Linked DNA regions of Homo sapiens: region 2 is linked to region 1. The links are chromatin contacts, found by Hi-C or POLR2A ChIA-PET in ENCODE. All regions are on one chromosome and are shown on one strand. Each heading gives the region's core, a stretch centred on a gene start or an enhancer-like site at or near the end of the contact. The rest is flanking DNA. Distances are from core to core; before and after follow the strand shown. Region 1 overlaps FKBP5 (FKBP prolyl isomerase 5). Region 2 has its middle 18 kb from the start of ARMC12.

Evidence for each region. Hi-C counts contacts between places; a loop is a spot of excess contacts on that map. ChIA-PET counts read pairs that join two places held with the same protein, here RNA polymerase II (POLR2A). Pooled maps may share reads with other maps.
Region 2: a pooled map shows a loop between it and region 1 (2.6-fold over the local background). The contact joins two enhancer-like sites. A Hi-C loop is called at or near these places in 3 of 168 maps with a recorded cell type or tissue (endometrial microvascular endothelial cells, gastrocnemius medialis and posterior cingulate gyrus) and 2 of 50 pooled maps. POLR2A ChIA-PET finds 5 or more read pairs at or near these places in 13 of 52 experiments (CD4-positive, alpha-beta T cell, CD4-positive, alpha-beta memory T cell, CD8-positive, alpha-beta T cell and 9 more).

What each region holds. Positions count from the first base shown.
Region 1 is chr6:35,581,895-35,588,193 of GRCh38, forward strand. It overlaps FKBP5 (FKBP prolyl isomerase 5), which reads right to left. Exons shown (of 11, transcript NM_004117.4): 8 at 5,140-5,223. Among named protein-coding and RNA genes, the nearest start is that of LINC03135, 41 kb to the left of the region's middle. RefSeq lists a silencer at 1-184. Within about 2 kb of position 2,122, at least 9 of the 41 ENCODE cell types and tissues checked have a DNase peak (open chromatin) inside an H3K27ac peak, as active enhancers do; they include gastrocnemius medialis, where a contact is called at or near this core.
Region 2 is chr6:35,715,786-35,721,923 of GRCh38, forward strand. It overlaps a transcript of FKBP5 not described here. Among named protein-coding and RNA genes, the nearest start is that of ARMC12, 18 kb to the right of the region's middle. RefSeq lists enhancers at 1,714-2,279, 4,718-4,957 and a silencer at 2,667-2,961. Within about 2 kb of position 4,091, at least 28 of the 41 ENCODE cell types and tissues checked have a DNase peak (open chromatin) inside an H3K27ac peak, as active enhancers do; they include gastrocnemius medialis, where a contact is called at or near this core.

The DNA.
Region 1 (6,299 bases), core at 872-3,371:
GAGTTGTCTCTCCCCACAAATACTCCAACCCTCACCCAAGGAGTCTGAGTAAGAGAAAAACCATAGAGCAGGTCTAAGAGGACATGCCTGTGATACAGGACTTCAAGTGGGTGATGTAAGAAACGAGCTCTGCCTGTAGAAAGGAAGCCCTGGTGTGGATTTTCTGGTGATGAAGATGGGGCAGACCTGTTCCAGCTGGAGGGCCTGGGTGTGAATGAGGGCCAGGCTACATCCCTCGAACATCCTTCTTCCCAAGTCACTCACTTAGGAGAGGGAAGACTGGCACTAAAATCAAAGTCTGTCACCCTCTCTGCCTCAGAAGTGTGTGATACAGGTCATTCATAAGAACACGAAACCAGGGCATTTTATTTTAAATGCTGAAATTCTTGAGGAAATTAGATTTGCTATGGACTGAATTGTGTCCCCCATCCTAAATTCCTATGTTGAAGCCCTCACCCCGAATGTGATATTTGCAGATGGAGCATTTGGGGAGGGAATTAGGTTAGATGTGGTCATGAGGGTGGGGCCTCATGATGGGATTAGAGCCTTTATAAGAAGAAACTCGGGTGCTTGCTGCCCTCTGCCCTCTCTCCACTCACATGCATGTGGAAAGGCCATGTGAGAACACAGCAAGAAGGGAGCTACAAGGAACCAGAGGAGAGGCCCTCCCCAGACACTGATCCTGCTAACACCTTGATCTGGGACTTACAGTCTCCAGAAGTAAATTCCTGTTGTTGAAGCCACCCAGTGTATGGTATTTTACTGTGGCAGCCCAAGCTAAGACAATACTTAAATTTTGTCATAGTCTTAGGCCTACCACTCCTTTTTTGGATGCTACAAAAAAAAAAGAATAAAGTCCTCACCAGTTTCAGGTCGGCATTTTCTTTCTGTCACTGCCTTTTCTCTTGCTGGTCTTTGAGGACAGGCAGCATTGTCCTCTCCCTTTTGGAATATTCAGGGTTTAGCACCAAGAGGTCTTTAATAAAGGTTTGTTGAGTAAATATTGAAATCAAAGGAATGTAAATATGGAATCAAGACTTTTTCTAAAGTGGTGTGGTGGCTCACGCCTATAGTCCCAGCACTTTGGGAAGCTGAGGCAGGAGGATCTCTTAAGTCCAGGAGTTCGAAGCTGCAGTTAGCTATGCTTGTGCCACTGCACTCCAGCCTGGGTGACAGAGTAAGACCCTCTCTCTCTAAAAACAATACCAACAACAAAACCTTTTGCTATCATTGGGAGCAAAAAATGTGTGGGTGGAAATGAAAAGTGTTGTTTCACTGAGATGAGATAGGAAGGACAGGCATTTCCCCTGTCATGCCTCATTTCTTCATCCTCTCTCCTCCTCCCTCTCTAATGCATTGATTAACTTAACTTTTCTGATTATCTCCTAATATATTGTATAGGGAAAGAAAAGAAGAGCCAGGGAGGACAAAAACCTAGATCTTAACATTTCAATAAGTTCTGAATAATCAGAATGGTAGAAGGCCATGGTAAAACAAAACAAAACACAAAAAACAGGTATTAGACTTCTTAATAGTTCCTTCACATAGGGCATTTTAATTTTTTGAAAGCTCTTGCATATATATCATGTAACTTTATTTAGACTTCAACTTCCAATTAGCGAAAAGTCTGTCTTGTACTCCCTGCTTCTGAGGTACTAAAGCAGTTCTCAACTGGGGGGTGATTTTGCCCCCCAGGGAACACCTGGCAGGTCTGGAGGCATTTTTAGTTGTCATAACTGGGTAGGATGCTACTGGCATCTAATGGGCAGAGGCCAGGAATGCTGCTAAATATTCTACAATGCACAAGACAGCCCCACACAATCAAGAATTATCCCACTCCAAATGTTGATAGTACTGAGGTTGAAAAATTCTGCACTAAAGGAAAGAGATGAAAGACAGGGTGGACTCTTCTTAGGAATTTTTTTTAAAACATCAAATCCTAGAGTCATAAACGGCTTGTTTCTAAATCACATTACTGGTATCTTGGAACAGCAAGGGTGGTGAAAATATAGCAAAGCCCGATTTATCTGAAGAGTTTAGAGGTTGAACAATTCTCCTCAACTAGTTTGTTTTAGAAATGCTTTCTTCCCAGGAGAAGCACAAGGGGGCGCAAGAATCCCACATCACTTCAGTGTTCTTAGCCTTCTTGCCACTCTGCTGCCAAGTCAGAAAAAAGAAAAACACTGACCAGGTGTGAGTTAATGCTCCTGTCCTGCAGAACACTGTCAGCTATGAGGGCAAAAATCGTGTCTGTTTAACTCGCTTGCACAATGCCTGGCTTAATATTATGCTGTTACCTGTACTTAATAATTATTTTCAGAGCCAAATAGAGTTCTCTATTTTTCTTCTCTTTAGTATTCAGAGGTTGAAATGAGGACTTTACATCTTCAATGGCAAAATCATTCCCACTTAAAAGCTGAGTACAATTCAATCCTACTCAGGAGAGAGGCTTTACCCATTTAGGTATAAACCAAACCAACAGATCAATGGAAACAGAATTCCAATATGCAGATGGCATGAAATACAGATCTTTAGTTCAGCCCATCTCTGCTCTCACCTACACATCTGGACTCTGTGCAAATGCATAACATGCCAAGTCAGACACCCTGGAAAGACAAGGCCCGGGAGGGCAGTATGGCAGATTGAAACCTGCCCTGAGTTGGGAAGGGAATATGTACAGGAAACTATCTACTAACCATTTTGAAGTTTTACAGCTAACGCTAGGACTACTGCTGGGATCTTTTACCTATAATTATAAAGGTGCCTCCAGGGAAGTTTTTAGTGGTACAAAATGTTCAGAGACATTCTGGGAGAAAAGTCTCAGGTCAGTGGTTTTGAACCTTTCATTAATTTTTCCCCAATGGACTAATGTTTTGAAAAATTTTGCCTATCAAATTCCATGTTAAAAATAATTTTTTCCATGTGTGTGACTGCTGATCCAGATTTTATCCAAAGATTGGTAATTTTAAGTAGGTTCATAATAGTATCACTCTTGCAGTTGTGATGCTGATAAGCAACAAAGTTAAGTAACTGTACAGACACTCATTGCTTTCTGCTACTGATCACTAATTCTGGCCATCTCTCTGTATATATTCAGAACACAGCTATATGACAGATGGCTTCATAACATTATTTCATTACCAATAATGTTCTCCAAAATTCTGTATCATAGCACCGATTAGAGCCTCTGAATAGCTGAGCTGTTTTACTACACTGAATCGATATAATTCTAGTCAAAGGCCAAAAGCCTCAAATCTTCCCAAACTGTTAATATTCTATTTGGAAGTATTGAGGAAATATATAAAATATAGTTAAGGATTTTTATGGACTTCGGAAATATAGAAAATACTGTTAAGGACTCACGATCTTAAGAAATTTTGTAGAAACATTTTTCCCTCTAGTGTATTATGTATTTGGATATACAAATAACCCACTTGGAATCTTACTTGAATAGTTTAGAAGTATCCAATATACCTCAATTAGAATTAAAAACAAAACAAAACCAAAAAAATAACACTTGTTCTTGAGAGTTTAGAAACTCACAGAAATTCAGGCTGGAAAGAAACTTGGGGAACATCTAACTCCCCTATTTTTCACTTGAAAATATAACCTCTTTGGACCTTAAATGACTAAATCATTTGAAGAGCAATAAAGCCCATTTTTCCCAATTCTGAGCTTATTCTATCATACCCCCATGCTTTCTGGTGATCCATAAGAGTTTAGTATACATAGTAAATAATGATAAATAACATATTTATATATTTATACTTATCTAAACCCATGATTTAAAATTTGTTTGAATACCACCCACAGTAAGAAATATGCAATCCAGTACTTACTCATACACAAGCAAAGTTTTATGCAACAAAACTGATCCTTATAACATATTGCAATACACTTCCACAAAACTGATTTCATGACCCAATATTGTCTCAGCTCAAATTCTGAAAACACATGGTGCCCTCTGGCTGTGTTAATTTTGGGTTGATTATATATTCTTACATAATTCTCTAGTTGTTTCATTTGGATTAACATTGCCACTCCTCCCTCCTGACAAGGTTGTAACTTAATAATAGCATGTCTTATAGCAGATGCCCCATAAAGACTTGTTAAAGTACACTTATGCCTCACTGCTTTATACTGCTGAAAAACATCTAATTTCTGTATTGCAGTGGCAGAAAACGAAAGAAACCTTGACAGAACTCCCATTCTCCCTCTAATTCTCATCACTAAGCCCTTTCTGCTTGACATGGAGAAGGCATATATTTGGGGTGGGGAAGCAATGGGTAGAACACTGATTAAAACAGAATGAAGGGCGGTTTCTTTTTTTCTTACATCTAGAGGTTTAAGATCTAAGTGAGAAAATATCACACTCCTAGTTGCTCCAAGAAGGGTTTCTGAGAAGCAATTTATGATGAATATCATTCAGGAATATCCGGAGATTCCTCATAAAAGCAAGTGTGCAGGAATCATCTTGGCCATTAGAAGCAATCAATACTCTCCTGTCAGTTTGTTTTGAAATTTGTGCATGTCCTCTCTCCTTTTATCATATGCTCTAGTGACTTCATCAAGACAGTCTAAAGGAAGATGGGCCCGGTGCAGTGGCTCACGCCTGTAATCTCAGCACTTTGGGAAGCTGAGGTGGGAGGATTGCTTGAGGCTAGAAGTTTGAGACCAGCCTGGGAAAGAAAGGGAGACCCTGTCTCTCATACAAAAAAAAAAAAAGGAAGAAAGAAAAATGATGTGAAACTTACCCTTATGAATTCCATTCTTTGCTAACAATTATTCTATTCATTCTTTTTTCATTCCAAAAACACTTGTTGAGTGCCAACTATGTACCAAGCAAGATGCTTTAGGAGTGAGTGATACTGTGGTGGGTGGGGATGCCAGACCTGGTCTGCCTGTATGGAAGGTTACAATCTAGAGCAGAATGTGTAAAAGAGGAATCTGTACTTTTTTTTTTTTCCACATGATTGTTTTCTCACCATTTTTCATATTGAAAATGACAGATTTATAAAAATTGCAGCTTATTCTTACCAAGCAGTGTTGACAAAATTCAGAGTAGGGAATATCAGCACAATTCACCAACACTTGAATAAATTCTTTGAGATGGAAAGGATTGCATAGGGACTCACACACCTTGAAGTATACGGTTCCCTTCTCTTTGACAATGGCAGCCTGCTCCAATTTTTCTTTGGTATCCATCTCCCAGGATTCTTTGGCCTGTGTGTAAATTTGTGACAATGGTTAGATGAACAGAGAGAAAAGCATCAGTTGAGGCCTATTGGAACAAAGAGCAGCTAATTCTAGAAGATACTCCAAACTGAAAACACTCTGGCTGTTGAAATTGTGTGTCAGTGCCAATTTACTGCTAGGCCAGTGCTTCTTCATACTGTTTGAAGAACTCACTTTCCATCATGACCAAGCTGTAGCTTGAACAATGTTGCTCAAGAGAGAGGAGCCGCAAAAACACAGTAAGGAACGTACTCTGGTAAGCACTGCTACAAAGTGCATCTTTAGAAATACAAGGTGAACCCACACAAAGTTAAGGCCATGCCTTATCTCCCTCTGCAAACCTCTCCACTAGGCTGTTTCTCTCAAGCCTGTTTTTCAACTCTAAAATGGGAACATGACTGTAGTCAAGTTGTAGTTTGTATATTCATACAGAATTTTCAAAATTCTGGGTCAGGTTGTCTTGCCACTCTAAAACAACCAGATATACTAATAATACTGCTAAATTGTATCAACTTGCAGATGTATACTGGGGGGGACTTCAAGCAAAACATAATTGGGAGTAAAGCTCATGCAAAAATATCACTTTAGAGCCATAAATAAATGACTTCATTATCATCTGCTAGCTTGTATTGTGTGTATTATTACTTCCACCATTACAGATACAAATCCAGAAATAACTGCACTTGCCATTTACAAGCTGGATTTAGAAGGACCAGAGTCAAGAGAACAATCTGGGAGCCTTTAGGAAAAGTGACAGTGGGTGTGGTCAGTGCTATTTACTGCATATAAATTATGAAGTTTAAATGGGTAACTAAAATTCTCTCTATTCAAAAGATAACGAGTGTGTGTTCCTGGTGTCACAGCCCCTGCTATCCTCTACTTTTATTATTATTATTATTATTATTTTTTTTTTGAGACGGAGTTTCGCTCTTGTTGTCCAGGCTGGAGTGCAATGGTGTGATCTTGGCTCACCACAACCTCTGCCTCCCGGGTTCAAGTGATTCTCCTGCCTCAGCCTCCGGAGTAGCTGGGATTACAGGCATGCACCACCATGCCCGGCTAAT
Region 2 (6,138 bases), core at 2,841-5,340, 140 kb after region 1:
ACAGATGAGCCGTGTGTTTGTGGCAGATCATTCTGGCATCCATGTGGAGGATGGAGAGAGGAGGATGGTATAAACCTGAAGATGGGATCCTTCCAGCCCCTGTGCCATTAGAAACCCTGGGAGGGAAGTGGTGAGAAATGCCAAGGCAGTGGTGGTGAGGCCTTAAGGAGGGATTGGATGGAAAGGATAGGGCAAGAATAACCCATGCGATATGAGGACTGATTGGATGAGGTAGGGGAGGGCAGAATCTAGGGTGGCCCGAAAGTTTCTGTCATGCAACATTAGTTACCAAGATAGGGGAGACAGGTGGGGGCAATGGCTCGCATCTGTAATCCCAGCAACTCAAGACGCCGAGGTAGGAGGATTGCTTGAGGCCAGGAGTTCGAGCCCAGCCTGGGCACTGTAGGGAGACCTCGTTTCTAAAAACATTTCTAAAAATTAGCCGGGTATGGTGGCACACACCCATAGTCCTAGGTACTCAAGAGGCCAAGGTGGGAGAATCACTTGAGCCCAGGAGTCCAAGGTTGCAGTGAGCTACGATTGTGCCACCGCACTCGTCTAGGCAACAGAAATCCTGACTCTAAAATAAAAACAAAATAGGGAAGACAACAGGAAGATCAGGCAGGTGGCAGTGTCTGTATGCTCTGGGAGGGGTGGGCAGAGGTGATGGCCTCAGTGTGCAGCACGGTGTTTGAGATTCATTCTCGGGAGTTCTTCTGCCTATGTGATGTTCCCCAGTCTCTCACACCAAGACACACACACTCTTAGAAGACAGTTACCGTGTCTTATGATTTCTGTGCCACCCCTCACCCTTCCTACCTGCCCCAACCCATCCCAGGCACATGCTCTGTACTCAGTGACTGCCGCTGAATTGGATTTAATGGAATCCAAGCTTCCTCCCTACCCAACTCTTGAGATCTGGTAATTGGGTCGCAAACATTACCCCCTGCTTGGCTGGTCTCTGGATTCCTGCTGTGCTGCCCTGGAGGAGTCTGGGAGAAGCCACCCTTCTGTTGAAGAGGGCTAGACTGCCTGGGACCCTGCTGCCAGTCCCAAAGCTGCCACATCAACCTTGGGATTGAGCCCTCTTCTAAGACTTTCCCACCTCCCCACAGGGGAGAGCATGGGCATGGGGCATCTGCAGCAATGGGAAGAATGGATGGGCTAGAGGGAGGAGTGTGGCAGTGAGAGCAAAGACCAGCCTCGTGTTTACTGGTCTCACCAAACCTCAGCTCCTTGGAGACCTTTGTTCCTAGAAGTGATGGAATCCTTACCCCACCCCCCGCCATCCCTATTCCTGCCAGGCACCCAAACAAGGTGCTGTCCCAGAGTAAACCCACAGCTCTTGAGCTTTTTCTCATTCCCACAGGGCCATCAGTAGGAAAAATTAATAGAAAAGATTCCAGTTGGATACAAAGCCAGAGGCAGCTGGGAACCAACAACTGAGCCCACATTTCCCCTACAGTGTCCTCAGCTCAAGGCATGTGAGCTGGGCTTGCCTGAGAGCTGAGGGTGGAGAGGAGCCTCCTATCATGAGAGAGCGTGTGAGAGTGTGTGCCTGTGCGCCCATGTGTGTGCACACGTGTGCCTGTGTGCCCATGTATTCATGTATGTGTGAGTGTGTGCTCCATGTGCACGTGTGTTTGTGGGGCTACATGCCCATGTATGCATCTGTGTGTATGCACGCATGTGTCCACATCTGTGTTGCCCATTACATGCCCACGTGCATGTCTGTGTGCACCCTGTGTGTATGTGCAATGAATGTGCACCTGTGGCAATGCACACCCATGGGAGGGGCAGGGGAGCTGTGGGAGCGTGGGGGACATTTTTGCAAACTCGGTGTTGTGGGCAGGCAGGTAGGAGTGGGTCTGGACATGGCTGTGGGAACAGGAGTCATGTGTTTGTGGTGGAAGGAGGATTTCTGCCCGGGTGTTTGTGAATGAGGACTGGACGACTGAGGTGGGGCAGCTGTGCTTCTGGCTGAGGCCCCGCCGTCTCATCCTTCCTGGGGTCACCTCCCAGGGCAGCCACCTTTGCCAGAAGTGCCCAGGTTTGATGCTCCAGCCTGGGCTGGCATGGCCAGCAGAAAGCACAATGTCTTGGAGGCCCAGCAGAAGGAAGACATCAGTCTCTGAACATTGAAAAGGGGCAGGTGAAAGTGTAGGGCGGGAGGAATAAGTCCCTTCGATTCCTCCAACGGTGGCTGGCAAAACAGACCCCATCTCCCTGGAAGGCTGTGCCCTAGGATGGGAGGGTTGCAAAATGGAGGCAGCTCTGTCTCTGTTCTAGTAGTGGAGACCTGGATGACACCACTCCCCAGATGTCCAAGGACTGGGGGGCCTCTGGGGGCGGCATTTGAATTAGGCCATAAACGATTAGGAGAATGTCAGAGGAAGGAAGTGGTAGGGGAAAGGGGGCATTCCAGGCGGCAGAAACAACTCGAGCAAAGGCACAGAGGCGGGAAAATGCAGGGTGTGCTCGCGAGAGCCAGAGGTCCTCTGCAAGCTGCCTCCCGCATGTTCATGGAAGAAAGCTGAGGCCCAGAGAGAGGAAGTGTTTCTAAGACCTAGCAGTAGAAATGAGGTCCTCTTACTCCAGGTCAGTGATTTTTGTCACCCTAAAAAGCTTGCAGGAGGGAACACCGGGGAATCGGCTGTTGGTTTGGTTTCCTTTGCTTTCTTATCCCCATCTAGGGCTGAATCAGGGATCCCTGTTCTTTGCCTTCCTCTGCCAGCAGCTAGCTGTGTGATTCTGAATAAGTCACTTCCCCTCTTTGGGCCCCTCATCTCCAATACAAAGGAGGTATAAGGCCCGGCCTCACCTGGGAATCCCAATTCGGACTCCATAGCAAGCTAAAATGTGGCTTAGTTATTCTCCTATCCTCAGCACCTAGCAGAATCTACAGCACAACACAGGTGCTCAAATAACTGTTTTTGAATGAAGAAAGGAAGGAAAGAATGAAAAGCATCATGACTCTTCCTTAGCACTCTACTTTGACAGCCTCAGCCTCTCCCCTCCCCAGGCAGGACAAAGGATACAGGAGTTCCAAACCTTGAAGAGGAAGGCAAGAAAAACAAATAATCTAACTACACAGGGGCCCTAAACTCTGCCTCTGGGTAGATGCCCCTGAGAGAACCTTTCCTTGCAGCCTTGGCCTTGCTGAAACTGTGCAGTGGGGAGGGCCTGGAGGAGGGGCAGGGACCTCTAGCAGAACAGGAGGCAGCTGGGCCTGAGCCACAGCTGGCCCTCCCCTTGCCCCCTCCCAACTCACAGCCTCTCTGCTCCAAGAAGTGTCCCAAGCCCTCTGGTCCCAACCCTGAGGGGTTGGGCTGGGTCTGAAACCTCCTGTTTCCCAGCCAATGATACCTTCATTTTTTCCAGTTCCAGTAACCCCTTTTTTGAGGCCTCCCTTTCATGTTAAGAACTTTATTGCTCATTTCCCTCTTCTATGACAGCAGCTGTATTTCTTTTAACTTTGTAAAACACACACATGATCTATGGTGATAGAAATCAGAATCAGTTGCCTCTGCGGTAGAGACTGACTGGAAGGGGGCACGAAGGAATTTGGAGGTGGTGAAAATGTCTGAAATCTTGATCTAGGTGATGGTTACATGGGCAGATATATTTGTCAAAATTCATCAGGCTGTACACTTAAGATCTGTGCATTTTACTGGATGTGGAATGTATGTACATTATACCTCATAAAGTACTGCTAGCATCTAAAAGATACACATACAGAAAAATACACGGAACGGACATGCTCAGTTTAATGAATTATTTAGCCAGCGCCTGTGAAACACCACCCACAATGCCTGGTGCCCCTGTGTAGTCCACAGAGCCTGGCTATAACCAAGCAGTTTCCCAGGGACACCAACACCCACAGACAGGGCACCTCGACTCCAGACACCATGTGCCTCTTGCTTCCCGGATTCATGGAAACACAGAGACCAGGGATGGGGCAGAGCCCACAGGCTTTGGAACCTAGAATTTCCCATCAGTTCAACCCCAAGCTTGACTGCAACTCCCATTCTAGTGAATTGAAGGAACAGAAAACACACCATTTCCCCTTTCTGGGAGGGGGGTTTCCGTACCCGGCCTCCTCCAGTGAGTCTTGGCTGAGGGGTGGGGGTTGTCCCTAGTTAAAGTCAAGGAGAACTGTGCCTTCCCTGCATCCCTGCTAAAAATAACCCCAGGCAGTGTTGCTGCCACTGAGCAGCAGGAAGGACAGAGTCATGTTTTGCTTTAAAACTAGAAGCAGCTCGGCAGTTGGGGGCTAGGGCGGGGTGGGAGAGCAGGCTAGGGATCTGAGAACCCTGGCTGTGCTCCGTGCACCCCCACCCCCAGCTGCAGCTGGTCTTCCGGGGGTGCCTGAGAGGGGTGTGTGTATGTTAGTGCGTGCACGCGCATGTGTGGTGACAGGGCCTCCCAGCAGCAGAGCAGGGAGCCAGGGAAGCCTGGGAATGGGTGGGGAGGGGTCTCTGTCCTGATAACTGGAGCATGCAGCTGGAGGGCCAGGCGTCACGTACTCCATGGGGTCCCTACCTCCTCTGAGAAGCGTTCTGTCCCTGCAGCCCACACCAGGCTCCCTGGGGGTCGGAGAGTCTAGCCTTCTGCAGCGTGGCTGCCTGCCCCTCGGGGGCTCCTTGCACACACAGGGCTGGGGATTGTCGCTTCGTAGTCCCTGTCTCTGTCTGGCTTCCGCTCTGCCCAAAGAGAATGTGAGGTCCTCAAGGGTGGGCGCAGTCCGGCAGCGAGGAATTTCCCTGGAAACAGGAAGTACAAGATGTGTCAATGCAGGATCCTAGCAGAGGAGTGACAGGCTGAGTAAAGGGAAGGGAAGAGGCCCTCCTGGCTGCTCACTCTTGCTCTCTCCTCCCACTACTCCCCTGCCTGTCTCATGCATCAGAGGCCTCACATTGTTGGTCTCTCTTTCTCTGTGCATGTCTTGGGTCCCCAGCTCCTTGGAGCCACGATCATCCTGCAGTTGGCCTCCATTTTCCAAGGTAACAATAAAGAAGAATCACCATTAATTTCACAGGTACCCCATTCCGGGCACTGTGCTGACCCTGATGTGGATGATCTCATTTAATCCTCCCAGCAAGCCTGTGATATTGGAATGATTACAATTACTCCTTATTTACAAATTAGGAAACTGAGGCTTAAAGTGGTAAAGTGCTAGTCTAGGATCCCACTGGTAGTACATGAAAAAGGCAAGGCTTGAAGTCATGATATGGAACACAGAGCATGTCCAAGATGACTGTCCAGAAGACAATAAGAATTTTAGGGCCGGGCACGGTGGCTCACACCTGTAATCCCAGCATTTTGGGAGGCTGAGGCGGGTGGATCACCTGAGGTCAGGAGTTTGAGACCACGCTGGCCAACATGGTGAAACCCCGTCTCTACTAAAAATACAAAAATTAGCCAGGCATGGTGGCAGGCGCCTGTAATCTCAGCTACTTGGGAGGCCGAGGCAGGAAAATTGCTTGAACTCGAGAGGTGGAGGTTGCAGTGAGCTGGGATCATGCCACTGCACTCACAGCCACAGAGCGAGACTCTGTCTCCAAAAAAAAAAAGAATTTTAGAAATTTGACCATTCTAGATAATTTAGGACACATGGTTGCTGAACTTGATTTTTTTATTTAAAAAACACACATATACACACACCCCAAAATAGTGGCTTTTTTTTTTAGATGGAGTTTCCCTCTTATTGCCCAGGCTGGAGTGCAATGGCATGCTTTCGGCTCACCACAACCTCCGCCTCCCGGGTTCAAATGATTCTCCTGCCTCAGCCTCCCGAGCAGCTGGGACCACAGCCATGCGCTACCACGCCCGGCTAATTTGTATTTTTAGTAGAGACGGGATTTCTCCATGTTGGTCAGGCTGGTCTTGAACTCCTGACCTCAGGTGATCTGCCCGCCTCGGCCTCCCAAAGTGCTGGGATTACAGGCATGAGCCACCATGCCCAGCCGACAATAGTGGCTTTACAGCCAAAATGCGTACTCCCAGTTGTGATTTTGACCAAGAAACTAACCTTCCTGACCAAGCCTCAGTTTCCATCTCTACAAAATGGGTGTAATAATCCTTGCAGAGGATTACTGGAGAGTAGTGGATTTGAACTCAGCCTTTTTTCTAAACCTG